Regions from separate parts of the Homo sapiens genome. Here region 1 is linked to region 2. The links are chromatin loops, found by intact Hi-C in ENCODE. Cell type or tissue: A673. All regions are shown on one strand. Links, peaks and the distances in the headings refer to the core of each region. The heading gives the core; the rest is flanking DNA.

What was found. Hi-C counts contacts between places; a loop is a spot of excess contacts. Peaks named below come from ENCODE experiments on the same cell type or tissue, not always from the same donor. Only the 100,000 strongest peaks of a DNase experiment are listed, where the experiment ranks them.
Region 1: it touches region 2 in a loop (5-fold over the local background); 27 of 110 quality-filtered maps call a loop at or near these places.

What each region holds. Positions count from the first base shown.
Region 1 is chr3:140,044,737-140,060,101 of GRCh38, reverse strand. All of the region lies in intron 1 of CLSTN2 (calsyntenin 2), which reads right to left. Among named protein-coding and RNA genes, the nearest start is that of CLSTN2, 120 kb to the right of the region's middle. In A673, for the core only: a CTCF peak has its summit at 8,532 (motif pointing right); a DNase peak (open chromatin) is centred at 8,591.
Region 2 is chr3:139,927,204-139,942,568 of GRCh38, reverse strand. It overlaps CLSTN2 (calsyntenin 2), which reads right to left and starts at 7,384. Exons shown (of 17, transcript NM_022131.3): 1 at 7,086-7,384. The coding sequence starts at 7,194. RefSeq lists silencers at 7,237-7,296, 7,337-7,386. In A673, for the core only: CTCF peaks have their summits at 7,637 and 7,836; DNase peaks (open chromatin) are centred at 7,408 and 7,858; H3K4me3 peaks cover 2,000 bases; H3K27ac peaks cover 809 bases; H3K27me3 peaks cover 1,710 bases.

The DNA of each region.
Region 1 (15,365 bases), core at 6,472-10,471, 120 kb before region 2:
AAACATGTTATTTAATTCCCCTAACAGCACATGAAGAAGATTTATTATATCATTTTACAGATGAGGAAACTGAGGCCCAGAGAGATTAAGCAATTCATCAATTGCCACAGACATGGTCAGTGGAAGGGCTAGGGTATTATGCCAGTTCCTCCCCAGATCGGTGTATTAGGATGTTATTCTTAACTCCATCATTAAGCAAAACCATTAATGTCTTGAATGAGGTCTTTCTTTATAACTAAGAGCCCTTATTTTTCATTATTTAAAATATTTTCCCTGGACATTTCTTCTTAATAGACAAATACCTCCCATTGCAATTTTGGAAAGCAGAAAGGTTGCAGGTTCAGCCTGAATGGAGAAGAGACCATCAGTGCCTGGGAGTAGGCTCACTTCAGCTGCTTCCAAGTGGGTGTCTTAATAGGGCAAGCTTCTTCACTGCCCTGACCTCATCCTCTCATCTGAAAAGTAAGGATAATTATATCCACCCTGCCATCCTCAGAGGGGGCCACCAAGAGGACTGAGCAAGCTGATGGTTGAGTGAGGGCTTGACAGGAAGGCTTGAGGGGAAGACTGAGCAGGGTCTGATGGCCCCCCAGAACCCTCTCCATGTAGCTCTCTTTAGTCTCCTGCTCATCAGCACTTTTAGCTCCATCAGGAACACACCTGTGTCTTAATTCCCTGGCACATCACCCTGAGCCACCCATTCCACATTGAACACACATTTATGGAGTCCCTCTTGTGTTCCCAGCACAGTTCCAGGCCCTGGGGGGCAGCAGTGCACACAACACAAAGCCCTGCCCCTCTGGAGCTGTCAGCCATCTGGGAATCAGAACTAACACTCTTAGGACACTTATCATGGGTGGTTCCAGGTAGTTTTTGTGCATTTGCTCACTTAATCCTTTCCCATAAAACTTTGAGGCAAGAGCTAGTATGTTAGCTAAGGAAACCAAGGCACAGTGAGGTTAGGTACATTTCCCCAGATTGCACATGCAGGACGCAGTGGAACTGGGGCTTGAACCCAGGGAATCTGATGACAGAGCCCACACCCCAACATCACATACTACTGCCATGGGTCTTTACATGCCTAACTTCTGCTAATTGGGTGCCAAACTTTTTCACCTTATCCTCCATAGCTTCTTATCCTCCATGGCTTCTTGGGTCTTCTCTGTCTCTGCTCCCTGCTGGTCAGGGCCCTCCCCCTCCTCCTGGAAACACAGCAGCCTCCCTCTGGCTTTCCTGCCTTTCGCAGGACACCATCCAATTCCCACCTACCCCCTCTCACCTTCATTCTGTCTTGGACCCCACCTGACCTTTTTTTTTTTTTGTCATGGGTCCCAATAGTGTCTAGACATTTAACCCTGGCCTTCAAGGCCCCCCAGAGTCAGTCCAGCACAAAATTTTGCATATCTCCCTCTGTTCTACAATGCTTAGTTGACAAAAACTGTTCACCAGGAGAGTAGGTCTAAACTTTTGGGGTAATCATTGGCCCTTTTGAATAGATGACAAAAGTTATAGACCTTTCCTTCCCAGGAAAACAAACAATTGAGAGCTCTTCCCAAAGATATCACCCCCTTCCTAGACTTAACCAGCTCAAGCTTTCACCATGAAGATCTCCGCTCCAGGCATGCAAATTCTATTACTGTTCCTAAATTCCTTTAACATACAATGCATCTGTCCACCTCCCTTTCAACATCTCATGCCATGTCTTCCATCCATGATGCTTCCTCCATCATTAATAAAATCCTAATGAGATCCTGGTGACCTATCAAAGCCCAGTTCCAATATTACTAGGCCAGATGAGGGCTTTCCCTTGAGAATTTCACCCACAGCTACCCACACAGAATTTCAGTGCTCTACTGCCTGGGATTTAGGAACACATCTTATTTCCACCTACCTGATTTGACCCCTTGAGGGCAGGGATACTGGCTTAGTCATCTCACAACCGTTCACTTCACCTAGCATAGAACTCTGTAGACAGCATGCCTGAGTGTTTAGTTTTTGAAATTTTTTTTTTTAAATGGAAGCAGTCATCTTTATCTCCAAATAGAAGGTTTCAGGTTACTAATGAAATGGACCGTTCATCATCCATGTTCTACTAATAAGGCCTTGCAGAGCGTGAACTTCTGGAAAATTTCACCAGACATAAGCCTCAGAAAATCATCTCTTGCCTTAGCCATTTGTTAGAAATATAAACATTCATTTCCATGGGTTACTGCAGTTCTTGAGTTCCTGCTTAAATCTCTAATGTTAACCTAGTTTATAGGAATCTATGACTTGGAAATAAGGTCAGATTCTGATAATTAGTTGTGATCCATATTTTGTATCTGATAATTAGCTTATAGCCGCAGTGATAATTGGGCCCTACATTTTTGGGAGGTGGCATATTTTAAGAAAGCAAAGTGCTCTTCATGTGCTCTGATCTTGTCTCTGCTTTATTAAGGGGTTGTTAAAGAGAGAACTATAACATAGGAAAAAAATGAATACATTTGCTCTCGAGGATGCAATTAAAATAAAATGTAAATATGACTAATGAGGCGATTAACTTTTCTAGAAATACTATGCAGGAAAATCAATCCCTGGAATGTAACATTTCCATGCTAAGAAATTCAGTTTAGTGGCATCCCCTTAGTGATGAAAGGGATCTAAGAATGAAGAACGTTGCTACTGTCAGGGAAGGCCAACAAGTGCAGAGAGATGGCTATGAAAAGCGACCATTTCTTCCCAGCTTGATCTGCTCAGCTATAAAACATCTGCTATTGCAAAGGCTCCCAAAAGTGTCTTCTGCATGTGTACAGCTTCTTTTCAACCTGGCATCAGTAGAATGGCACTAATGCAGGGGTTAGGAGCACTGGGCTCAAGTCTCAGCTCCAGCAGTTACAGCTGAGTGGCTTTGGATCATCCATGTCATTGGATGTGCATTGCTTTGGATGTGTATTGGTTTGCTTCCTCCATATGCATGGCTTCAGTTTCTTCATCTGTGCATGGGCATAATGACACTTGCTTCATGGAAAAATGCCTACTATGGAGAAGAGCAGCCAGTATGTCCAGGGAAAATCCCTATTGAAGCTGCAGGGTGGGGAGGGCGTGAGAAATCCCTGTGCAGGAGGAGGCTCTGGCATGAGGCAGAAAACTCTAGCAAGGGAGATTCACAAGTCAGGATTCTGGGTCCCACCCTACCCTCTAAGTTTAAGCCATGTAATCTTGGGCACTGATGTCACACTTTCAGTATCCATAAAATGATAGCATTTAAGTAAATGATTTTCAAGGCACTATTCAAGGAACCTACCCTTGTTCAATGCTACAAAATAGTTCATTTTTTTTCACAAATATCTTGTTACTAAATAGCCTGAATTTCTCCAAATATGACCTACTGTCAACTTAGTTGAGTTTAGGTCCACAACTGTAGGTGCCCACAATTACACTGTAATTAGAGAGTGTAATTTGTAGCCCTGAAGGGCCTCTGAATTTTGCAAACTTCCTCTCTACTCTTTCTCAGTTCCTATCTGGGAGCTGCTCCCTATCCTTCAGTTCATGTTTTGGCCATTAACCTAACCCACGTGTTCCATAAGCCAGGCTCCCCACCCAGGCTGAGGATACAGAGTTCAGTCCTGTCCTCAGAAAGACTGAAGTCAAATGGAGGTCACAGGCCAGAAACAGACAAGGCCATCCCAGTGGGGCATGGTTTATGACAGAGAAGTACACCTGGAGCCCTGCGGGTACAGAGGGGAGGTCACCTAACCCAGAGTGGGGGTTGGCAGGAGGGGAGATACTTGGTAGAGTCCTTGACATCCAAACAGACATTCATCTAGCCAGTAACTATTTATTGTGTAACTACTGTGTACCAGGCACTGTGCTAGGTGCTGAGGTTACATCATTGAATGATGTCATTTCCTTAATCAGCCATCCACGAGAGCTCCCTCTAGCCACTCACTTCAGTGTTCATTCCATACTCTGCTGCCTCCCTGACATGACTTCTCCAATGTGGCCTGGGCTTCCCAGCGAACAAACCGTCTTTCTTCCTCAAATGTCCCCTCCAGAGTAGGCCCCCTCTCCCATCCTTTTGTGGTATTGGTACCAACGACCACAAAGTTCTTGGTACTCTCCAATCCAGCCTCCTCAAAGACCTTCTCTTTATATCAATGATGAGTGCCATTGTGTACTTCACTCTCAATGGGCCAGCCTGATGGGCATCCAGCTCTTTCATGTAGATGCATCTTATATTCCCACTCAGGCTCTACCCTCCTTTGATCTAAGGCTCTGCTCCTTTCTTCTTTTACACATTATTGTGCCAGACTGGGACTGGGAGACTGATTAACTAGGCTCTGAAAATGAGATGTTTCCTCCTACCTGTTAGCGCCTTTCTAAGATTAGTGCTAAACCAGAGCACACTTGAGTTTTTGTTGTTGTTGTTCAAGGAGACAGAAGGAAAAAGGAAACATTTACTGAGCACCTACTTCACGGTAGGTACTACGCTGAACGCTTTAGTTTTATTGTTTTAATCCCCACCACAACCCTGTAAGGCAAGCATTGTTATTTCCTTGTTGCATGTACAGAAACCAAGGTTTACGCCTTGGTTTGTTAACCTGCAGGTTGGTTAACCTGTCCTTGGTCTCACAGCTAATGAGTGGCAAAACTCGAATGTAAAAACAGCCATGTGGTTTTGAAATCTAAGCACTTCTTCCAACAAGCTTTCTCCCAAGAACACATGTTCTTTTCTACCTCCAAAGATCTGCTTAAATGCTGCAATCTGGAAAGATAAACATAAGGTGTTTGCTGTGTGGTGGTGGCTCAAAATCAGGTGAAAATCCTAGGCTTCCTCAAGGGAGAGGCAGGCCCCTCCAGGCCAGAGTTTAAGCAAACAAGATAAGCAGAGTAAGAAAATGGTTTCTGGACACTGCCATCCATCTCTGGAAAGTCTTAGATAGGAAGCAGCAGGTGATGAAATGGAATGAAATTCTGAGGAAAAAAAGAGAGATGAAAATGAAAGTTTTACACATCACTGAGCTGCTTTCCTATCTAGAAGGAAAATCCAACATTAATAAAACAGAAAACCTTCAACAAAATCAAAGCCAATTTTCCTGTCAAGTTCAGAAACAACAATATATAAGCCTGCAGGCATATCCCAGGTGTATTCCATAAATAGTCAGGTTTCTGAGAAGTTGGGTGGAAATCAAATTTGGGTGACCTTGTCCCCATTACCAAAATGAGGGAGATGGACCTTTGTTGCTACAGAATCCGATAGGCATAGTGCCTCTTATGACATCAGCTTTAAGTTTTTCTCCCAAACTCCCTTCTCCTTTTTCCTACCCCAAAAAGTCTACCTTTGATAAACAGTTAACAGTAGTCAACAGACTCTGGTTGACCTCCTCTAATGAATTTGTCTATGATCACATACACCCCCTACAAACTCATATGCAGTGGCTTGTCCTATACATGGCCCACTGCATTCTATTAGTCAAAAGGTGAAGATCTTGTCTCCTCACTTGGCTAGCAGGTAAGGGTCCCTGGCAGAAATGGGAAGCAGGAGAGTGTATAAGTCAGTGGGTATGTGGGTGGCTATAAGCAAAGCCTGTGGCCAGATAGATCTAGGTTTACAAGTCATCTCCACCCCTTACTGACCGCGTGGTCTTGGACAAATTATTTACCTTCAATGCTACAAAATAGTTCACATTTTTTTTTCACAGATATCTGCATATGGACAGCTTTGAGCATTTCTTTTCAACCTGGTGCTGCTAGAATGGCACTATCATTGAGGTTTCAGCAACTATCAAAGGGAGAAAAAAAGTGCCTGTTACTTAGGGTTAAGCAAACGCATCTTAAAAATGACAGTATAAGATTCTGGGCTTCAGGAAGGTACTTGATAAATGCCCAGCCTCCTTGCTATTCTCCACCCTCCCCAAATGTGACCCATTCTTGAAGTCCTAGTTCAAGCTCACCTCCTCCAGAAAGCCTTCCCTGACCAAGAACCTCCCCCTCCCACGAGCTCCATAGTACCTTTGGTCACCACCAGCCCCTTGTCTTTGGTCACTCACTGCTTGCCCTGTGAGAGTTAAACATCTGTGCATGCCAGGATTTCCCAGCCAGATGGTAGCTGCCCGAGGACCAGCTGTGATGACCCTCTTGTATTGGGCCCGAGTCTAACTCAGAGATGGCAACTGGCAAACATGTGCCTACAGACAAGTCATTCAAACACCAAAAGGGGCTTCAGTGAAAAAGGTTCCTTACATGTGTTGATACCTGACTATGTGCCAATCACTTCACATCACCCATCTCACTCCATCTCCACAATAACCCCCTGAGATAGGTGTTATTGATTCCATTTCACACATAATGAAACAGGCTTATGAAGGTGAGCTAGTAGCTTCACCAAAGCCTCACAGCTCAGGGGGCAGGAATGAAGGCAGATCTTTGGAGAAGGAAGAGAAGACAGAAATAAGAGAGAGAGGAGGGAGATGAGGGAATGGGGAAGACAGAGAGCAGACAGTCAAACGTGAAAAGCAAAAGTAAATTCTTGTCAGTTGAGCTCCTGTTGCGAGCTGGCTCCTGGGCAGTCCTCCACACACATCCCTTCTCTTAACACTCACCACCACGCTGCATCTGGTGCCTTTGCAGCTGCTGTACACTTTTGTTAATCGTGCCCAATGAAAGCTAGTGAGACAGTAGCTGTGACTCTGACCTCTGTCCCCACCCAGCTGACCAGCGAGTTTATCCTCAGACACAATCCAGTAACTCCGGAGAACCAGAATTGGAACTAGATTGCTTTCCTCTAATAAAATTTACGGTGTATACAAATTCAATTACATCATCCTGTGTGCTGGTGGTGGCTGAAGGGGCCAAGGTCACTTACACACATTCATCACCAGGGTGTGAAGAGCCAGAAGCGTGAAATTACCTCCCATCCAGAGTCCAGAGGATGGCAGGAGCTCAGCAGAGGCTGCTGACTGTGAGGAGTGGCCCTCAGGCAGGAGGATGCTTGTGTTCAGGCTTCATGTCCTCCCTCACCCGAGAATGACAGGGAGCCCAAAGGGATGCATGGGAGGCCTGACTGCCAGCGCCATCCAGAGAAGGGCTCTGTGCTCACCCCTGCAGGCTCGTGGTTGGCTGTGCTGTCTTGATGAGAGCTGTGTCTGTCCCTACAAACAGCCTGCTTCTGCCCTGCATGGGGGAGAAACAATGTGCTGCAACCACACCCAAGGTTTGCTATTAAATCCTCACTATATACATGTGGGGCTGCCAGAGAAGGAAGGCTCAGGAAGGTTAGGTAATGTGCCCAAGACCACACAGCCTGTGAATAGGCATGCTTGCTTGGAACCCAGGTTTGTTGGGCTCCAGAGCCCATGTCAAAAATGAGTTTTTTCACGTATCAGCTGGGCAGAGTTGGTTTTCTGAGGAGAAGAATGAAAGGGCTACGCTTCAAAAGAGAAGCTCAGAGAGGCCAACTCTTACCTCAGGGGGCATTTCCAATCCGACTTTGTGGTGGTGGGAGACACAGCTGGTTACAAATAAATATTTTAAGCAAGTGCTCCTTTCCTGCCTTCCCCCAGGGTTATGATCCAGCAAGGCTGCTAAACAGAGGCCTATGAGAATAAACCTAGAATCAGGGTGGGGAGCAGGTGTGGACCCTGGGATCATTTAATAACAGAAATATTGGCCAGGTGCGGTGGCTTATGCCTGTAATCTCAGCACTTTGGGAGGCCGAGGCAGGTGGATCACTAGGTCAGGAGTTAGAGGCCAGCCTGGCCAATACGGTAAAACCCTGTCTTACTAAAAATACAAAAATTAGCTGGTTTTGGTGGCGTGCGCCTGTAGTCCCAGCTACTCGGGAGGCTGAGGCAGAAGAATCGCTTGAACCCAGGAGGTGGAGGTTGCAGTGAGCTGAGATCATGCCATTACACTCCAGCCTGGGCGACAGAGCGAGACTCTGTCTCAAAATATAAATAAATAAATAATAACAGAAATATTTTGAGAAAAAGAAGAGCCCACTGCACAGACTCAGCCAGCCAGGCCTGGAGAAAGATAAACAGATTTCAATTCTACATCCACTCTGGACCAATTGATCTCAAACAAGTCACTTAAACTATCTGAGTCTTCGCTTTCACTAAGGCCATGCTTCTCAAAGTGGGGTTCCCAGACCAGCAGCTCAGCCTGCCCTGCAAACTTCTTAAAATGCAAGATTCTCAGGCTCTGCCCCAGATCACCTGCATCAGCAACTGTGGGGTGGGGGCCACGTGATCTGTTTTGCCAGCCCCTCCAGGTGGTTTCCATGTCCCTGCTCTAAGGTGTAGTGCTTTGTGGCTGCATATTGAAATCACCTGGAGGGATTTTACAACAATCCCAGAATCCAAGCCACATTCCAGACCAATGACACCACCATCTCTGATATGAATGATGTGGAACCCAGCCTCAATAGTGTTTTGAGGCTTCCCAGGTGATTCCAGATGTAGCCCGGTTGAGAACCACTGTTCTCTGGAAGTAACAACACAGTCCTCACAGGGAGTAGAATGAGACAACAGATGGAGAAACACGCGTGTGAATAATCCCTCCTCCTGGCCCCTTGCAGCCAGCAGACGGCACTATTGCTCCTCCCTATCCTTTTGCCTGTTCAGCAGAGCCCAAAAAGGGTGCAGGCGGGGTAAGAATAAGGAGAGAGATGTTTAGGAAGATGTGCAGCGACCATGCTGAGGATGGAACGGGAATGGACTGAAGGCAGGAAGGGTTTCAGCAATGATTTTAATGGGCTCCATAAAAGTCTGTAATATTTTACCCAAGTGTGATTGTTTCTCATTTATCAGAAACAGTCCTGAAGGTCTGCAAACTTGTGCAAATTACACATCCCACAAGATTGATGGCTTCTCCAGACAGCCTCTCTCTGATGCAATTTGCTGTTTAAACCCCAGTTCTACCAAAGACCTTGAAGCTGTTCACACGATCAGCGAAGCCTGAGCTGTGAATGGGCATTGGAAGCCCTGTTTCCTGTTCCCTTGGAGCTGAGGGAGGCCCCAAGGATGGGCAGGGGAGAGGGAGTGGGCAGGCCAGCCCCCGGGCCCAGCCAGGGAATGTTAGACGCTGTGTTCAATCCAGGACAGCCCCCAAATGTGCCCTTTGTGTGTTCTTTTGTTGTTCAAAAGCTGTGTTTCTTTCTTTGTATTGAAACCTTCCATCCTTGTTTACCCCTGTTTAGCCTTCAAAACCCCAACAGTAACAATAAAAATAGCAAGGAGGCACCCACTCAGCACCAGACCCAGCATTGCACCCTGTAGAATATCTTCTTTTGTCTAAACCAAAAGCATGTGAACTTGCTATTTTCCCATCTTGCCCTTCATATCCATCCTCCACTACCCTTCTCTCTTCTGTGCCCTGGGAGGCTGACCTCTATGGACTGCTTCATCCAAGCTCCCTCTCCTTGTCTGGCTGGGTTTGACAAAACAGCAAAAAACTGAAGGGCAGGAGGAACAAAAGGTTAGAGTATTTGTTCCTCTGACTTCCTCTCTGCTGGGTCCCAGTTTGGTCTCCTGTTCTTCAACAGAGGGTCACAATTCCTATGGGCTGGCCTCACTCCTACAGCTGCAGCTCTTCGGCTGGCCCACTAACTGCTCCTGGTAATTCTCTTTCCACTTCTCCTTCAGCCTGGGGATGGTCATGGCTTCCATGATGCTAGCCCTGAATATTTCACTATCCCTTTCTGGTATCCCTTAACATTGCTACATCTCTGAACTATGTGAAATTGCCGTGTGTGTAGGTCAAATAGTAGTGATTTCATATGGCTCAACATAGTAAACATCCTTTCTCCAATGGTCTCTCATCACCTGCTCTGAGCAAGCTTTTGTTTCCTGTTCAACTCACACAGCAGGCTTGGAGAGATGGCGTTGACCCCTGTTCCCAGGTGAGAAACAGAGACTCAAAAAGCTTTGTGGATTTGCTCAAGATTATCTAATGTATGGTTGAAAAAATAATAGCAATAACAAGCTGAGAATATACTGTGTGCCAGGCACTGTGTAAGCAGTTTCTACAGATTAACTCATGTAATCCTTGATACTCTGAGATAGGGACTGCTGTTACACAGATTTTATCAATGAAGAAATCAAGACCCTGGTAGCTAATCCAGGTACCTTCCTTTGGTTAAACCCAGCCAGAAGCAAGAGAGAAGGTGAACTCAGATGAAGCAAGTCGGTAGAGGTCAGGATCCTGGGGCCCAAAACAGAATAGAGAAAGTAGAGAAGAGATCTGGAGGGACAAGACAGGATAAAACAAGCTTCCATGCTTTTGATTAAAATAAAAGGAGATATGCTAGCTAAGGGCTCCACACTGTGATCACCTTTTGAGGGGTCACTGGGATCACCACTGTCTTGAGGCCTTGTGCTGGGGCAGAGCTCGCCTCTCCTTCCCATGACCCTGTTAAGTTCATGTTCAGCCACTGGGATCCTGATGTGTGTCTCTTGAAGCAACGTGGTCAAAAGGAAACTTTTGAGCCAGACAGATCATGGCCCAGCTTAGGCACTCTCTATGCAGAAGGTGTCTATGGACAACCCCACCTGGCCTCATTGCTCATGTGTGTCAGCCCCAGTACTGGAGGTAATAGTCCCCCCTCAGGGAGGCTGAGAAGAGAAAATAAAGATGGCCTGGGTAAAATGTGTAGTCCCTAATAAGCATTTAATAAATGGCTGGTTCTGTTCCCTCATTCCGGAAATAATATTTCTAATCTAAAGATTATAATTGGTGATTTAAGAAGGGAGACTAATACTGTTTATCACACTTTGATTTTTCTGCAACTGGGGTTAGAAAAACTCTCCTTAAAAGATGGTTTTCTTGATTTTACTGTTAAATTTCAGGATTTCCTTGGCAACAGCTTTCAGGAAGACGAAGAAGTCAGTCAGAGGCCACCCAAAGGGGAAAGACGTGAAGGTGATTTATTCCACTCCAGAGCTGGCCCTCTTCAGGGATGCTGGTCAGTGTATCCTCAATGGAGATGCCGTCTGTGCCTTAGATAGAATTAACTCCCCATGCTTGCCCAGTCCCTTCAATTGTTTCTCTGGCTCAAACTCAAGTTCCAGCCAGTGCTGCCTGCATGGGCCTCCTCCAAGAGATGGGGGGAGGGGGTGTGCAAAGACCAGCACAAACAGGTGCTCATTGGGGCCACCTAGAGCAGTGCCGCTGGTCAAATCGGGAGGGAATGGAGGTAGTGAAGCAGCAGGGACTGGAGAACAGGAAGTGAGAGTCTGGGAGAGCTGGAGGCATGGGCAGGATTTGAGTTTGGTCTTTCCCTCTGGGTGTGGTGGGCCTGGTGGGATCAACTGTGGCAGCTGGAGGGCTGTGGCCTCAGTACAAGTGCACCTGGAATTTACAGGGTCGTTCTCCAGCTTGCCCTGAGGCTTTTAACACAGGCCCACTGCCCCCCACTCCCCCCAGTAAGGAAGCCGACATTACCTGCCCCAGGTCACACCCAGCTCTTCTACTCTCTAGCTATATGACCCTAGGCAATCTATCTAATCTCTCTTTGCCTCAGTTTCTTTATTTGTAAAATGGTGATGATAGTAAGAATATCTACCCAATAGGGCTGTTGTGAGGTCTAAATTAATGTGTATAAAGAATGTGGACAATGCCTGGCCCCCGAGGAGCAAGCACTACTTTGGGTCAGCTACCATTGCTGTTAGCAAGAAGGTGGTCAACTCTGAGAGTCATTCAGTATGTAGGCAGGACTTAAGGAAATCTGAATCTCAGTACAGCCCACCACCAGTTGTTGGTTAGTGCCAGAAATCTCACTGGAGATCTTTATTCATCCACTCATTCAACTATGACCTAGGCTGTATTTCCCAAGATATGGTCCATGCACAACTGTGGTATATAATTTGACAGTAGGGTTTACACTAGAGATTGTTTTAATTTTAATAGCCGTGCATTTAAAAAGTTTTTCTCATATCAATATTTAAGGCAAGAAATATCAGCTTCCATTTAAATAATGACAACATTTTAGATAAATTTATGCCCATTTTGATCACAATTTTCAGCCATATTCCTTCCTCCTCCTTTCTCCCCTCAGTCATATGGGAACAATATTCTTCTGGTCATTTTTTAATATTTCATATTTTAACTTTAATAGCCATGCATTTATTTCCTTGTGTCATTATTTAAGGCAAGTAATGATCATTTCCCATTTATAGCGTTAACGTATTGCTATGGTTTGACTACTTGGCCACTTCAAAACTCATGTTGAAACTTAATCTCTATTGTGGCAGCATTGAGAGGTGAGGCCTTTAAAAGGTGATTGGGTCATAAGGGCAGAGCCCAATTCATAGAGTAATGGATTAATGTGTTAACGAACTAATGGGTTATGGTGGGAACAGGAGTGGTGGCTTTACAAGAAGAGGAAGAGAGACCTGAGCTAGCATGCTCAGCCTCGTCACCACGGGATGCCCTGCACTACCTGCGGACTCCACAGAGAGTCCCCACCAGTGAGAAGATCCTTACCAGATGTGACCCCTCAACCTTGGGCTTCTCAGCTTCTATAACTGTAAGAAATAAATTCCCTTCTTTATAAATTAACCAGTTTCAGGAATTCTATTACAAGCAACAGAAAATGAACTAAGACACATAGAGTTTCCTTCCTAAATTAATTTACATTAGAAGTTAAAATAAAATATTATATAAATAAAAAGCACAGATAGAATATTATATGGCAGTTAGAAATAATAAACTTTATATACCAACACAGATAGTTAAGACACATGGATGAATGAAAAAGAAAGTTGTAAGGCCATATATATGTTGTATATCATTTGTGGGAAACTAAAATGTACTCACTATATTACTATTAGGATTTCTTATTACTATATGTATTTACTCTGTAAAGATACACAAAATTGACTACAAGGTGGTGTTTCCCATGGGAAGTGAAGCAGAAAGAGAAGAGAAAGGAATATAGCTCAGATTGATGTGTGGCCCCTTTGTAGGGCACATAAGTTTACTAAAGGTTTTAATTTCTTTTTTATTTTTAAAGGAAGAGGAAGTAACTTGAAGAATATGTGACACAATGCTAGCAATCTTGGTGGAAGCAACATGGATATTTACTAAATATTCTTGACTTTTTCTTCATTTTATTAATCTCTCAATATCAATGATAATATACGTGGTAGGCAAATGTTCAAAAATCCCCTAGAGGGACAGTTGGAAGCAGGCAACACCAATCCAGGATGCTACAAAGTGGCAGGGATGCAGAAATGTCAGGCACTTCACTCAAATGTGGAACAAAGAAAGACAATTTCCACAATTCTTTGACAGAGGTAAGCCAGGGATGCCTCCTAGAGAAGATGAAACCAAAGCTGTCCAAACTAAGCTTCATAAGTGAAGGAGAAATAAAATCCTTTACAGACAAGCAAATGCTGAGAGATTTTGTCACTACCAGGCCTGCCCTACAAGAGCTCCTGAAGGAAGCCCTAAACATGGAAAGGAACAACCGGTACCAGCCACTGCAAAAACATGCCAAATTGTAAAGACCATCGATGCTAGGAAGGAACTGCATCAACTAACGAGCAAAATAACCAGCTAACAACATAATGACAGGATCAAATTCACACATGACAATATTAACCTTAAATGTAAATGGGCTAAATGCTCCAATTAAAAGACACAGACTGGCAAATTGGATAAAGAGTCAAGACCTATCAGTGTACTGTATTCAGGAGACCCATCTCACGTGCAGAGACACACACAGGCTCAAAATAAAGGGATGGAGGAAGATCCACCAAGCAAATGGAAAACAAAAAAAGGCAGGGGTTGCAATCCTAGTCTCTGATAAAACAGACTTTAAACCAACAAAGATCAAAAGAGACAAAGAAGGCCATTACATAATGGTAAAGGGATCAAGTCAACAAGAAGAGGTAACTATCCTAAATATATATGCCCCCAATACAGGAGCACCCAGATTCATAAAGCAAGTCCTTAGAGACCTACAAAGAGACTTAGACTCCCACACAATAATAATGGGAGACTTTAACACCCCACTATCAATATTAGATCAACAAGACAGAAAGTTAACAAGGATATACAGGAATTGAACGCAGCTCTGCACCAAGCGGACCTAATAGACATTTACAGAACTCTCCACCCTAATCAACAGAATATACATTCTTCTCAGCACCACATCGCACTTATTCCAAAACTGACCACGTAGTTGGAAGTAAAGCACTCATCAGCAAATGTAAAAGAACAGAAATTATAACAAACTGTCTCTCAGACCACAGTGCAATCAAACTAGAACTCAGGATTAAGAAACTCACTCAAAACCGCTCCACTGCATGGAAACTGAACAACCTGCTCTTGAATGACTACTGGGTACATAACGAAATGAAGGCAGAAATAAAGATGTTCTTTGAAACCAATGAGAACAAAGACACAACATACCAGAATCTCTGGGACACATTTAAAGCAGTGTGTAGAGGGAAATTTATAGCATTAAATGCCCACAAGAGAAAGCAGGAAAGATCTAAAATTGACACCCTAACATCGCAATCAAAAGAACTAGAGAAGCAAGAGCAAACGCATTCAAAAGCTAGCAGAAGACAAGAAATAACTAGCAGAACTGAAGGAGATAGAGACACAAAAAACCCTTCAAAAAATCAATGAATCCAGGAGCTGGTTTTTTTGAAAAGATCAACAAAATTGATAGACTGCTAGCAAGACTAATAAAAAAGAAAAGAGAGAAGAATCAAATAGACGCAACAAAAAATGATAAAGGGGATATCACCACCGATCCCACAGAAATACAGATTACCATCAGAGAATGGTACCTCCATGCAAATAAACTAGAAAATCTAGAAGGAATGGATAAATTCCTGGACACATACACCCTCCCAAGACTAAACCAGGAAGAACTTGAATCCCTCAATAGACCAATAACAGGCTCTGAAACTGAGGCAATAACTAATAGCCTACCAACCAAAAAAAGTCCAGGACCAGACGGATTCACAGCCGAATTCTACCAGAGGTACAAGGAGGAGCTGGTACCATTCCTTCTGAAACTATTCCAATCAATAGAAAAAGAGAGAATCCTCTCTAACTCATTTTATGAGGCCAGCATCATCCTGATACCGAAGCCTGGCAGAGACACAACCAAAAAAGATAATTTTAGACCAATATCCCTGATGAACATCGATGCAAAAATCCTCAATAAAATATTGGCAAACCGAATCCAGCAGCACATCAAAAAGCTTATCCACCATGATCAAGTGGGCTTCATCCCTGGGATGCAAGGCTGGTTCAACATATGCAAATCAATAAACTTAATCCAGCATATAAACAGAACCAAAGACAAAAACCACATGATTATCTCAATAGATGCAGAAAAGGCCTTCGACAAAATTCAACAGCAATTC
Region 2 (15,365 bases), core at 5,942-9,941:
CTTGCCATGCACACCTCTCAACATCCCCTTCTTATCCACTTTGTTATCTAGCCACCTAATATGTTTAAAAGTATGTATCCTGGCCTAAAACGGAGTCAGAAGAGGGCAATATTTAACCCAAATGAATAACCGAATCAGGAGAACTGTCGGTACAAAGGCCAGCCAGCTGGGATAGTCTTTCTGGTGCAGGAGACCCCTCCAAACACATCTGGGACTATACAGTGCAGAAGGCTGCCTCCTCTGCTTGAGGCCAAGCATGACAGGAGGTGAGGAGGGCTTCAAGCTGTCTGGATGAGAAGAAACAGGTATTGCTCACTTGGAGAAGTGAGTCAGAGAGTGAGGCTTTCAGGGAAACCGATTCTTTCAGCAATTTTGAAGTAAAATCCAAGCAAATATTCTTGGACAGCAAGGCAATGCCTTCCAGGGCAGCAGAGCCTCTCTGACCTCACTCAGAGCCTTCCTCAAGCAGACATCACATCATTCTGAATAGGTAAGCCTGTGTGAAGAGGGGAACCCATGCCTACCAGTGTATTCTGAGTTTGTAACCCCAGTTTTACCACCTCTGAGCTCTGAGACTTTGGGCAAGTTACCTCACTTCTCAGTGACTCAGTTTACTCCTCTGTAAAAATAAGATTGTAGATTTACCTCCTTCATAGGGTTGGTACGAGGATCAAACCAACCGACATATGTGAAGTGCTTCAAGATAGTGCTTGGCACATAGTATGAACTCAATAAACATTCACTGTTTTATTAGCTCTGGAATCTGATGCAGAAATAATATTTGACCTGGCTGAGCTCCCTCTTCACTCGTGCCTGTGTGCCAATCACTCTTACCACCTTGTATTTACCTGTCCAGTGCAAACCCCTGCCCCTGACATATGCTTACCCAATGCCTACCCACCCATCAACATCCCTTTTACTTTCTCCATAAGTCTTTCCTGACCTCTATTGTTGCCAACTTCTTCCTTTCCTGCAAGGCTTCGGGGGGTCTGTGATGCACAATCTATGATTTTCCCATAAGTCACCAAGTTCTGCAATAGTTTGTGTGATGTGTGATGTGCAGTGTTTGCCCTAGACAGAGTGTGAACTCTTTGATAATTGGAACTTGCTTTTATCTTTTTGTTCCCCTCACAGAGAATAACAGGAGGCTGAGAAATAGTAATTGGCTGAAAAGGCTAGAGAACAGGACCTAGTGCATGTCTGGAAGGGCTAACTCTCATTCTAACCATTCTCCTCTGACCAATACTCCCTCTGGCCTACTGCTTGTTTCTTTCCCAAATCTCAGAGCATGATCCTCTGTCCTACACAGTGCCAGGATCTTCAGCTCAGTGCTCTTCCCCAGCTCAGGCCTCCCCATGGTCTACCCTCAAAACCTGTCTTTCCCAGGGAACCATTTCCACAGGGTCCAATTAGTCATGGGTTAGATAACAGCTAATAAAACAATCATCGATTTCAAGCTGTTATTTGAATATCATAGCTTCAGTTACCCCATTCCATATAAACATGTATTATCACAAAACTTGTCAATACCTTAAACAAAAAAGTATGCCTTTCTGTTTTCTCAGGTAGCAGGGCTTGGAGGAAAGTATGAACTGGGCAGGAGATCTTTCCTTACAACCCAGATCACACCACATAAGCTCTCCCTCCAGAGACCAGAACCTCCCACACCTCTGGCACTAGCACATGGAGACAGGCTTGTTTATTTACTTAGATAGCAAATATTGCTGACCTTTACTCTGAGCTGGCCCTGCACTAAGTGCCAGGGCCTTTGAGATGAATGAGATGGAGCTCTGGCTTCAAAGACATCCATAGACTAGTGAAAAAAAGCATGTCTTTTTACAAACAAGTCAAGCCAAATGCGTGTGTATGCATGTGCATTTACATTTATATATGATATTTACACACAGGTGCATATCCACACAAGGAGAGAGAGGCAGAGAGAGACTGAGAAACAGAGGAACGGATAACAGTTTGAGCTGAGAAAAGATATGAACAAAGCTATTGGATTTCTAAGAGATCAGAAAAAAAAAAATTCACCAAATCTCAGACACTAAACTAACTGTTCAAGTGATCAATAATTAGTCATTGTATATTTAGTGCATTTTACATGCCCCAAACTGGGCTAAGTGCCCTGACAACTATTTTACAAGGTAGATCTCTGTATCCCCATTTTAGAGATGAGGAAACTGAGTCTCAGATGGGTTAACTAACTTGTCCAAGATCATCTAACTAGGAAGCAGTAGGGCCAGGTTTGGAACTCAAGTTTTTCTGGCCATATGCCCAAATTTTACTTTATAGAGGAGAAGGAAAAACACATAAATTGTCTATGTCAAGAAATGACAGCACTAGGGATTACAAACAGGTGTGTTCACCAAGCAAATCACTGCATACTGCTCATCTCATATCTTGAGGCAAGGCTCTGGAGATACCAGGAGAGTCAGAATGAGCCTCTAGCACTGGTCTTTGAGCCCTGAGGACTAGAGTCAGACAAGGAAACACAGGCATGCAGGAAAGAGAGGCAAGTCACTCAGAAGTAACCAGCCTGGGAAGGTTCCTTATGGAAGGCCAAATCTTGAGTAACAGTGAAAATTGGGCTGAGGAAGGTGACCTACTAGCTTGATGCCCAGAGAATCCAAGAGAGGTAAAGGGCACATTCCGGTCCAAGAACCACAGGCGTTTCAGGATGGCAGCAGGTCAGAGTACACTTTCTGATGCATTGCTGAGGGCTTTTTGGCATTTGTGCTTCAGTTGGAAAAATGACTCTGTTATACCACTAGAAGACACCTGCTACTTACCCAAAGATGACTTAGAACAATCCACCATAAAAATTCCACACTACCTTTGCCCCTGCAGGAAGTTCTGCAGTGTGCAATCTGGAATATTCAAGGATGGTTTTTGAATCTGTGGGAGAGAGAATGAGGTGACTGCTCTAAGCGAGAACATTGGTTTCCATGGTGAGAGCAAGGTCCGTTTCCCTCACCTCACCTGCATGCCCTTTTAAACAGCCTTAGACACTCATACTGTGCTCTTCTGTGGGCAGGACCACAAGGGCTCCTGGGTAACTCAAAGATGCAAACAGCTCAGCTTCCTTGTGGTCCCTAGACCTGCTTTCAAAACCACTGGGAAGACTATCTGACAAATAGGGGGCACTGGGTATAGTGACCTTTATATTCTCATCCCAGTGCCACACCCTCTAGCTGGAGGTCTTGGCAAGTTCATTTACCCTCTCATAGAATTTGTTTCTTCATCTGTGAAATGGGCTAACACTGGCTCTGCATGTGTTGTAAGAGTTAGAGATTGCCCATGTAATGGGATTAGCAACAGTGCCTGTGACATACTAAAGAGGGACTCCATACACTGAAATTACTACAATTACACCATACTGTTGTTATAATTCTGCTCCATCCTCCTCCTTACCTATTACCACATGCTGCTTTTGTAAACTTTGTCTCTGCACTCCCATCTCCTTTGCCTGTGTCTCTATCACAGTCAATACTATACTTTGGACAAATTCTCTCCGCTGCCACTCTCTTAAAATTTTCACATAAAAATCTTGTCTCTCCAACTAAAACAGAAGCTCCTCAACCCTAAAACTTAAAGTATAATAATAATAAAAATTAAAAAAAAAAGAAAGGTAGGGGTGGGAGGGGTGGAGGGTGGTCCTCTGCTACTGGCTCAGAACCAGAGCACTGAGCAAGGCTCTTAGCACACAAGGCGGGCACTACAACAATTGATGGTCTATACTTGAGTATTGTTCCAAATGACCTCTATGCCTAGATGTTGGGAACTTAAGAAGGACTGTGTACCAAGTCCTTGAGGTCTTGGGACCACTGACATTTTGCCAAATTTAGCACAAACTTTGAGGTGTTGTCTAGATTGCATTGTCTTCCTTCCCTTGGATAAGACATGTCTTTCTCTGCCTCCAGAAACTCTTTGGGTCCACAACACCTTACCAGCTTTACTCATAGAACATGAGCATGTGATCTGGTCTCTTCATGGAATCCAAGAAGTATTTATCTTTTTTGAATAGCCAAAATATGTAAGGGTGAAGGGAAGGAGTTATAATTGCCTGGCCACTGTGTGATTTCTGAAATTGGAAATATGTCTACACTGAAAGTACAGTGATTCTGTGAAAACCCCAGGTAGTTGTCCGGGATTAACTGCTCGAGTCCCTAAAGCAAGAAGCAAGAAGCAAGAAGCACAAAGGCAGAACAAGCTGTGCACCACAGACACAACATCTTACACAAGACTGAAGCTGGGAGCACATGCTTCCAGACAGTTGTTTGGAGGGTGCATTCAACTCTGTCAGAAAGCTTGACTCCAGACTCCCAGTGTTTTTCTACACATGAATACAGAATTGTACGAAAGAAGTATCTGGTTTTTTGTTCAATCTTCACACGCCTTCCTGATTTTTTTTTTTTTTTTTTTGTGATGGGAATAACAATGGTATGAACCTTAAAAATGGCAAAGTCAGAGGCAGGGTGCATTATACACAAAACATACAGCTTTATCATTTCAAACATTCTTCAGAGATCATATGATTTGGAAACATAAAATGCAAGTGCATTGTTATAAGGAAAGTCAGTCCTGTAAATACTAACTAAAGTGTCATAATAAATGTCTCTGTTGTAATCAAATATTACACATTTATCTTGAAAAAAAAATCAGCAGCAAACAGAGCTCTTTGCAGCCCCCCAGTGGTTGGAAGGGGAAAGAAGCGAGAACAAGGGGAATTCGGACAGTTAACTCTCAATCTGCAGGGCCAATAAACTTTTTACCCTGGAAAAACAAATGTCTAGTTTGTTTGTTTGTTTGTTTGTTTTTGAGACGGAGTTTCATTCTTGTTGCCCAGGCTGGAGTGTAATAGCGCGATCTCGGCTCATTGAAACCTCTGCCTCCCGGGTTCAAGTGATTCTCCTGCCTCAGCCTCCCGAGTAGCTGGGATTACAGGTGCGTGTCACCACACCCATCTAATTTTTTTTTTTTTTTTTTTTAGTAGAGACGGGGTTTCTCCATGTTGGTCAGGCTGGTCTCGAACCCCTAACCTCAGGTGATCCGCCCGCCTCGGCCTCCCAAAGTGCTGGGATTACAGGCATGAGCCACCATGCCCGACCTGACAAATGCCTAGTTTTAACCAAAAAATGAATATGTTCTAAGTCGGATGTTGGTTAAAATGCACATAATTATCCACATAAAGTGAATCATTGAAAGCCTGGGGTTTTTATTTTCCTTTTTTATCTCTCTCCTTCTCTTTCTCGCTTACCTCTATGAAGCTTCCCATTCTGACCTGAGAACTCAGCCGTGCATTATTACTACTCACACCAGATCCTCTTCCCAAATGATTTCTTCCCTGTTCTGCACTTGCTGTGTGCTTCTCACCCTCCTTCAAACTCCCGTTTGCAGACATCTGCTTATATCAATTACTGTGCTACAAAGTGATGGGAAATCTCCTCCCCCCCACCCCCCAAAAAAGTAATTTGCCTGTTTAACAAAGTGTCTATATTGGGAAAGCAGGGGGGAGATGTTTGGAAGTTCATTGTTTTTTATTCTTGTCTTCACCAAAACAACAGTCTCTCAGCTTGATCCCTTCATATCAGCCACTTCTTTACCGCACTCTGAGATATTTTCATAACGAGTTTTTCTCTCATGAAATTTCTCATTTCTAAAAATAGAAACTGCCTGTCAAAGATACACCAAGAAAAAAAATGCTGAAAAGAAACAGAATGCCTGCTTATAAAATATTTTCAAAACGATGACACCAAAAAATTTAAAAATTACAGATAAACATAATCTCCCATGTTCTTCTCAAATATATCACTCCTAAGTTATTGGAGGGCCAGTTTCTAAAGCCCAGACAAGGCGAACTGCCTGCCTCCAGCTCTCCCCAACCTCCAAGAGTAATGCAGCCTGATAGGCATTTCCTCCCCTAAGCTAGTGGTCAAGTGTAGCTCAAAGCAAGCGTCCGAATCAGGCTGTCTCTAACAGGGAATCTATTTTCTGACAGGCGCAAACCCCTCCGCCCTCTGATGATTGCCAGGCAGGATTTGGGGACCAAGTACCCCTCATTGTCACCTGGCGGATTTGGCCACAGTCCACAAACCAAACGCAAGCCCTACTTATGAACAGCGCAGAGAATCAACAAGTTATCACTAAGCTGTGCGCCCCAGCTAGGATCTGCCACAGCCTCCCCTGAGCCCACCACTGTTCCCCACCAGCTCTGCTCTTCCCTCGCCTCCCCACCCCCTGCAAGCACGTGACCTCCTGTTTCAGACCCGGCCCCCCACCCCAGAGCTCCCGACGCTCCCAGGCAGCTGTCAAAGTCCGGGGTTCGCCGGCTTCCAGGCTCGCCTGACAGAGCCAGGCGTTCGCTTGGATCTAGCTTCCTTCCGGGCGGGAGGCGCGGGGAGGTCAAGCTCTTCAAAGGAACAGGGTGGGCAGGGGAGTGGTGCCAGGTTAGGCTCCTCGGTCCTCGGTAGTCAGAGCGGAGTAGGAAAGGCAGCGGGGAGCCTCACATCCCGCGCTTCTTCCGGACCCCGCCGCCTACCCGGAGGGTACACGTTCCCCGGGGAGTCAGAGACGCCCTGGGGGAGCTTGAGGAGTGTCAGCGGGGCCTTCCCTGGAGCCTACAAGTTTCCACTCCATCCCCGAGCTGGGAGACAAGTCACAGCTCGGCTCCCTCCTTGAAAGCACCGCCGCTGATCCTTCCCCCAGGCAGGAGCAGACACCTGCTTGTCCCCACGGCGCGCCAGCGCCCTGCTCTAGCCGTCCCTGGGCCAGAGCTCGAAACTCACCCACTGCGCTCCCACCCCGGCACAGACAGCCCTCAAAGTTGTCCGTACTCCCCAGACCTCGCCTTCTGCTCAGCCCCCGGACCCCGCCCAGGGGTTGAGTTGACGTCCGCGGGTGGACCTCTCTGGTCCGCTGCGCAGGGAACTGACTTCGGGAATCCAGGGCGCACAGAGGCCAAAGAAGCTGCGGCAAGGGAGGGTGGGCAAATCCAGCTTGAGCCTAGGTCCTTGCCGCTTTCACCCTCAAGCCTGCCCTGCCTCCCTCCTGGGAGAAGAGCAAACTTCCCCAGCACCCACCTTTAGCCGCGAGGAGGCGGCGCTGCCGGCTGTCCCCGCCACCGCCGCTGCCGCTCCCCACGCCCAGCGCCAGCAGGAGCGGCACCCAGCACAGCCGCCCAGGCAGCATCCTCGCAGCAGCCGCCAACGAGCTGCAGCCGCCGCCTACTGTCCGCGCCGGCTCTCGCCTCCCGGTGCCTGCCGCACCGTGGGCCGCCTCGCCGTGCCCGATGGGTGCGCTTCTAGCGCTGCCGCCGCGGCGCTCGGCCTCGGGTTCCCGCCGCTGCGCCGCTAGCTCGCCGGCAGCAGCCGCGCTCACTGGCGCGGACCCGGAGCGGCTCAGGCGCTCACCCCGGGACGGCCCGTGACGTCACGGAGGGAGGGAGGTGGCTCGTGCATATTCATGAACGCGGGCATCGGCGCCGGGTTCCGCGCTCCCCGCCCCAAGGCCCCGACCCCCAACTTTCCTCAGCCGTCTCCACGCTCCGGGGCCCTGTCCAGGTCCCCCTGCCCAGTCGGGACCGGGCCCCCAGAGGACCCTGGTGGGCGGCTCCGGAGAGCCCTCCAGCCCCGCGCCTCCACTCCGACTCTCGGAAAAGCTGCCGCAAGGGATGGAGGGCTCCCCCAGAAAGTGGCCACCCGAGGCCTGAGGGTCATCTGGGGTGGCGCGAGGGACCCTGACCTGCCATGCCCTTTGAACTGATATCTGGGCGGAGAGGACTGACGGGCGTCGCTAAGGGTCTTGCCCTTGGCTGGGTCTCTGGGCGTTCTGCGTCGACTGGTCTGGGGAGGGCGCCAGGCGCACACTAGAGCAGCGCCTAGTGGTGCTAGGGGTTGTCGGGCAGAGTAGATAGCCTTGGACCTGGATGGCAATGGCAGGGCTCCGCGTCATCTCCGAGAAGCAGGGGCAGCCGCGGCTCTTAGAGGCTGATAGAACAGCTAGATCAGAAAACTTGGGGTGCTGGGCCTGCTGAGGCTGCAGTGGCGGGGGCGGGGTGTCAAACTTAAAATTCCCTGCGGTATGGTGCCATGCAAGAAGTTGCCACCTTTATGTTGTCACTCCGCATCTCTAAGAACAGGCTACTTGACGTCATGCATTGTAAAATCTCGTGCCGTTGAGTATTGTCAGTTCCCTGAGTGCAGGAGCCAGTGCATATCTTTGCATCCTCAACCATCTCTAGGCCGTGAAAAAATTACAAAGGTACTCAAAAAAAAAAAAAAAAAAAACAGTAAGGACTCAGAATAAATCCTTGACCATATTTACCTAAATGAAATGCCAACATCACACACAATGCAGGGTTTATGAGGAATAGTTTGGAAATAAAGTAGATATGGAAATACAGAAACAAACAATATTATTTATTTAGTCATTGATTCAAGACGTTTGCTGAGCATCTAGACAGGCTGTATCACCCTGACAGTGAGCACTGGATTAGTCGTTGGAGATCCAAAGACAGAGGAGAGAGTGGGTCCTATCCTCAAAGCTTTTGTTCCCTGCTTGGGGAGCCAGAGAGGGCAGCAAAGGCAATTACAATCCCTTGTAAGTGTTATGGTCCTGCACATTCTTTATGTTGCTAGCTATGAGCCTATACAAATCAATTAACAAAATGTATATATTGCAAGAGTGCCTAAACAGCATCCTCTAATTAATAACTGTAGTTTGAGGTACTCAACAAAGCCATAAAATCCATTAACAGCACTCCTGCAGCTCAGCCTCCCTCTGCTGCCCTGGCAGCTCACTCAGAGCCTCTGCAGTGGTGAAAGCCAACTCTTCAGGATTTCAGGCACCAGGATGTGCTTGGGGACAGCAGTGAATCATGGTGGCTGCATGGGGCTCAGACCCATGTGGGGCTCTTTACCTTCAGGTCTCCTTTAGCCCACAAATCAACATGTGCGCTATTATTCTCATTTCACACATGATGAAATAGAGGCTCAGGGAAGTTAGGTAACTTCCTTGTTCAGGGTCAAAAATCTAGTAAATGTCCCAGGCCGACACCAGGACCTTGCCTTTGTCAGATGTTGGTTTCAGAATCTAGAAAAGATGGCATGGAAAGGTGGTAGCTGACCCAGGGAAAATAAAAAAGCCAGAAAATAGAAGAGAAATGTAAATTTGTCTCATTTTCTTCCATTTATGCTCCACCCAACTACATATCTGCCCTCCTCCCTTCATTTTCTCTAATAAGTAGACCTATCTTACTGACTTACCTGCACTGTTCTTTGATGTCATTATACTGGGCTTTGTTAAGATCACTGATTGGTCCTAATAATTTTATGTGAAGTTTCAAATTCAGACCAAATAATGAGAAACAGGGGGAAATGTAGCTTATTAGGAAGCATCTCCATGGAGAGATAGCCAGGAAAGAACACAGCAAAGAAAAACACTAGGGGGTGGGCCAGTTACCAACAGGCACAAAATTGCTAGCCTCCATCTCCTCCTCTACCAATGAGGGTAATAACAATGCCTATTGTGGTAGATCAAGTGCACTAATGGCCATTTGTCCATGCTTCTCTGAATCTGTTTCCTTTGGATGTGCCCTCCCACCCCAACTCTGAGCTAGGCCATATGATTTGCTTTGGTCAGTGGGACAGTGGCATGCATGTTGCTTCTTCCTGCCTTGAATCCCTGCTGCTGACATGAGAACAAGCCTAAGCTAACCTGCAGAAGGGTAGGAGACTGCATGGAGTAGAACTGAGCTGTTTCAGACAGCCAAGGTCACACTAGGCTGGTCAGAACCAACTGGCCTACAGGCTGGCTAACCACAGACACATGAGCAAGCCCAGGTAAGCTCAACCAAGATCAGCCAAGCCTGGCTCACATCAGAACTATCCAGCTGACTTATGAGATACAATAAGTGGTTTTTGCATTAATTCATTATGTTCTGGAGCAATTGATTGAGCAGCATTATGCCTACTTCATAAGATCATTACAAGAAGTAAATTTTAAAAATATGTTAAACAGTATGTTGCACATAGTCAATGTTCAATAAATGTAAAAATGTCTTCCCCTTATCCTACTTCCTATATCTCTGAAAACAAGTGTGCCAGTCACACATTTGATTTGATTCATTTGGGGAACAGGCAACAATGACCTGCCTTAGAGGAGATAAAAGTAAGTAAGTTCAGCCTTAGAAATACTCAGACATAAGAGCTTTTAAGTCCACATCATTTGTATGGAGCACTACTGTGCTGTCTGCTTCTGCTGGGCCATTGCAGATGCAAAAGATGGGGTAAAGCAACCTAACAGTTAATGAGTCCTCATTCTTTCCATGCCAGGCTTTACAATGGAGGATATACATTCCACACCTACACCTTCTTTAATCTTTGCAACAAGTGTGCTGTGGTTTGAATATGTGTCCCCTCCAAAACTCATGTTGAAGCTTAATCCTCAATGTGGCAGTATTGAGAGGTGAGACATTTGGCAGGGGGCTGGTTCATGATGGCTCTGCTCTCATGAATAGATTAATCTGTGCATAGATTAATATATTAATGTGTCAATAGATCAATGGGTTATCATGGGAATGGGACTGGTAGTTTTATAACAAGAAGTAGAGAGACCTGAGCTATTACATGATGTGATGCCCTTTGCCACCTCTACAGAATCCACATGAACAAGAAGGACCTCACCAGATTTGGACTCTCAACCTCAGGCCTCTCAGCCTCCATAATTTTAAGAAATAAATTTGTTTTCTTTATAAATTACCTAGTTTCAGGTATTCTGTTATAAGCAACAGAAAATTGACTAAGACAATTGTGCTATTTTCCCTATTTAATCATAATCAGATTACTGGCTCAGAAAGTTTGAGCAACTTATCCATATTTGCATAATTGTGCAGAATATCAATTCATGTCTGCTTAATTCCAAATTTCATCTTTCTCCCACACATCATGACTTTGGGAGAGGCATGCGGGATAAGTAAGCAACAAAAAATAGTTTCAAATCAGAAAAGATAGCTTTGGGGATTTGATTTTTAAAAAACCTTTATCTATCACTACCTCTGATTAAGGACCAATTTAAATAGCCAACTGTCACCAAAGTAGAGATACAAATCTCTGAATATCCATTACTTATTCTGGACTTAGTATTGTGGCATATTCCTCTAAAGATTTTATTCAAAAAATGGTGAACAGGGCCGGGCGCGGTGGCTCATGCCTGTAATCCCAGCACTTTGGGAGGCCGAGGCGGGCGGATCACGAGGTCAGGAGTTCAAGACCAGCCTGGCCAACATGGTGAAACCCCATCTCTACTAAAAATACAAAAATTAGTCAGGTGTGGTGGTGCGTGCCTGTAGTCCCAGCTACTCGGGAAGCTGAGGCAGGAGACTCGCTTGAACCTGGGAGGCAGAGATTGCTGTGAGCCGAGATCATGCCACTGCACTGCAGCCTGGGTGACAGAGCAAGACTCCATCTCAAAAAAAAAAAATGGTGAACAGGATGATGTAAAGCTTGGTCACTCTAAGCCTCAAGTCTGGGGCACCACCTGGCAGTGTAATAATGAATCTCAGGTAATTTATCTGGGTCAATAGTTCTTAATAAATAAATAACTCCCCTATTCCAGAAAATAGAATCTAACTGGCATAGGCCCCATATAAACATAGCCATTTCCTCTCATTTCACCAGGATCATTAATGCGTTGCCCAATTAAGCACCAAAACACAGGCCCTAAATAATTTAAGCTGGGTAATCAAAGAAAATAAATAAATTATATATACTTATGGAAACTTATTTTTAAAAAGAAAATTAAACTGAGGCTTTCTCCATGACCCAGATTTAATTCAACTAAAAGTACTTAACTTTAAAAGAAAGGTTGAAAAGCTGATCTTTACAGAACTAGAGTCATTTGTCATTCTTTTTTCCCATCTTGACAGGTAAAACTGGGGCTTCATGACGCTTGAACAACTGGACAGTTTGCAGATTTTTTAACATTGTTCTTGGAAGTTTTTACGCTGTTGCTGCCAAAGGAACTTCTTTTAAAAAAAGTTTAGGCATTTCTCTTCAGGAAAAAGTTAAAAAAAAAAAAAAAAGCTTGTTCACAACCAAATCCAGTTCAGCATTGTTTGGACATGAGTGTTTTATGCTTGGCAAGGTGGAGTGCCCTGGCTGAAAACAAAGATATCATTAATAATAGCAAGGCATTATTCCAGTACACTTATGTATACTTTCCTTGGAATTTTATGCCCTGTGGTGTTTTGCTTGTTTGTTTTTTTAAGCAGCCATAAAATTCTGTGGCTCTTCCTCCATTGAGAGATGGAATCTATATCTCTTCTCCTTGAATCCAAACAGCCTTGAATCTGAGCATTGTTTCTATCAGTAGACTGCACCAGCAGTGATGCTGTGTGACTTCCCAGACTAGATAATAATGGTGATGCAGCATTTGCCTTGCTTGCTAGGATGCTCACATATGGAGGCTGGAGCCTCCATGTAAGAATTCTAACTACGCTAAGGCCGCCATGTTTTAAGGATCACAGGCCATGCAGAAAGGCTGTATATAAGTAGTTTACAGCCCCAGCTGAGTCCAACATTTGAGTTATCCTGAAAGTTCCAAATAATTCTTCCCACTATGCCCTGCCCAAATTCCTGACCCATAGAATCCATGAATGTAATCAAATGGTTGTTTATACCACTAAGTTTTGGTGTCATTTATAATACATCTAGAGGAAATAGAACATATTTATTTTCATTTGTTCCCTACAACAAAGGCTGGGAAAAGATAAATATTATATTTCGAGGCAAGTCATGTGTAATTAGTCCTATTTTGTAGCTCAGATGTTGAGACTTGTAGAAGCCAAGGCAAGGAATAAGTAGAGCTTAGTGGAAAGAAAATGATTTCTAGAATCAGACAGACCTAAGTTGCAAACCTAGCTTTCCTGTTTTCTAATGATGTCTGACTCGAGAAAGCTACTTACTCTGAACCTCAGTTTCCTCATCTATAAACTTAGACTAATGAAGCAGGTTGTTTTCAGAGTAAAATGAACTGTAAACTGCTGAATTCTTTCCATGCCAGATGGTAGGGATACAGTAAATAGGGCCATTGATAGTTACAATGGACACTCACCCAGGGCCACACAGGTTGTGGATAGCCTTTTGCCTGACTTGATCCAGTATTTGGTGTTTTCTATGCAGGTAAAACGTGGACAGATATGGACACACATGACACCACAGAAGCTCCAGCCCCACCAGCACCTTTGCCAATCCTGCCACAGGAAGCACCAGCCCACGTGCCCTGCCAGAGCAATTCAGATGTGTCTCAAGTACCTAAATCTATCTGCTCTGTGTCATTCCAGGGCTTTGTTCCACTAAGGGAGATGAGAAGGAACCTACCACTTATTGAGCACCTACGATGAGCCAGACACTGCACATATTACTTCAACCCTCCAAAAGTCTAGAAAGGTGATTTATCATTTCCATTGGACATCTAGGGAGATTAAGTTTCAAAGAGATTCAGCAACTTGCTCAAAGAAATTAAGGTGCACTGCTAAAAATGAAGAAGCTGGAATTTGAATTGTCTGGGTCCTGTCTGACTCTGAAGCCATGTTTTTCCAGCCAAGTGAGGCAATGTGTCCAGCCTCCACCACAGCTGTAGGTGCAGGGTTTGTACAGAGACCAAATGCACTACCCTGACTCATTCTGGCCATAATCCCAGGTTTTACACAGAAGTCGTTGTCTTTCAGTGATTCTCTGAAGTTTCCCAGGTTGGAATCCTGTTTCCCCACTGTCTCAGTTGGTACTGGAGATCTTCCCTAGAGATGTTCCTTTCTCTTTTATTTCCTTTCTGTCCCTAAGGGCCTGACTCAAGCTCCACACCTCAGGCTGTCTCCTGACTCCATCCTCTCCTGCAAGGCTTTCACATAACCAGTGGTTTGATCATCAATACCTAGCTCTCCTACACTGCTCAGATACTTTCCAAGACTCATCAAGACTTACTGCAGAAGGCCAAAGTTGCTTAACAAAAATTCAAGTCCCTCACCAGCCTGGCCTCAACTTCCATTGATAACCTGATTTCCTGTGACTCCATTTTATGTAAACTCTGCTCCAGCCAGTCTGGGGACTCCACTGTTTTTCAATAGGGACCACACCAATCCTGCTTCTACACCTTTGCTCACGCTAGACCCTCTACTGTAGTGGGGCTGAATTGTGTTTCTCAAAAAGTCTTGTGTTGAAGGTCTAACCACTGGTACCTCAGAATATGATTCAGAATATGACTGTATTTGAAGATATGGCCTTTAAAGTGGTAATTAAGTTAAAGTGAGGTTATTAAGGTGGGCCTTAATTTAATATGACTGGTGCCTTTCCTTCTAAGAAGAGGAGATTTGGAAATATAATGTGAAGACAGAGAAAAGACAGCCATCTACCAGCCCAGGAGAGAGGCCTAAGAAGAAACCAACCCTGCCAACACCTTGATCTTGAACTTCCCACCTCCAAAATTGTCAGAAAATAAGTTATTAAGCCACACAGTCTGTGGTATTTTGTTATGCAGCCCTCCACACTAATACACCTACCTACAGTCTCTTCCTCTTTCTCCCCAAATAACCTTCTCAGTCTTACTTCCAAAATAAATATTTTTTCTACCTCCCCAAGCACTTGCTTATCTTAAAGTCTTCAAGAGGCTTCTCATCACTCTTAAAATAAAAAAAAAAAAATTAAACCATTTTAGTCTAACTCACAAAGCCCAACTTGATTATTCCTGCCTGCTTCTCTGACCTCTCCCACCTTGCCTACTGGCCTTTGGTCCTTTGAACATAACCAGCTCTTTCCTGCCTTTGCTTTAAACTGGGATTGTACTTCCCTCTTACATCACATGGCATTCAGGTTTCATTTTAAATGTCACTTCTCCAGGGAAGTCATTCCATTACTCTATATAGCGTTTCTTTTTTAATTCTCTGTAATCACTCCTTGCTGATATTTTCTTGAAAGTTTACTTGCTCATTTATTTCCAGCCTCCTCCCAATAGAACCTAAATTGCAGGAGAGGCGAGACTCATGTGCCTGACACATGGGTGCTAGATAGTTATTTACTGAGTGAATGAATGAATGCATGAATGAATGGTTTACCTTCTCTGAGCAGAGCACGTTTTGTCCTGCATCCCTCTTTTTTGACTATTGACATAAACATCCTATTGAAAAATCACTTAAATGTATATTCTTCTTATAAAAATCTAGAACTTATATTTTCATGTAGCTTGAGCATGATACTGCAAAATTCATACTCATGGGTGGGAGGGTGGTGTTAAGTAAGAAAGCATTTTAAAGGGTGAGTAGTACAGATACTGTTTTCGTTTTATACATAAGGAAATGGATGCAAAGA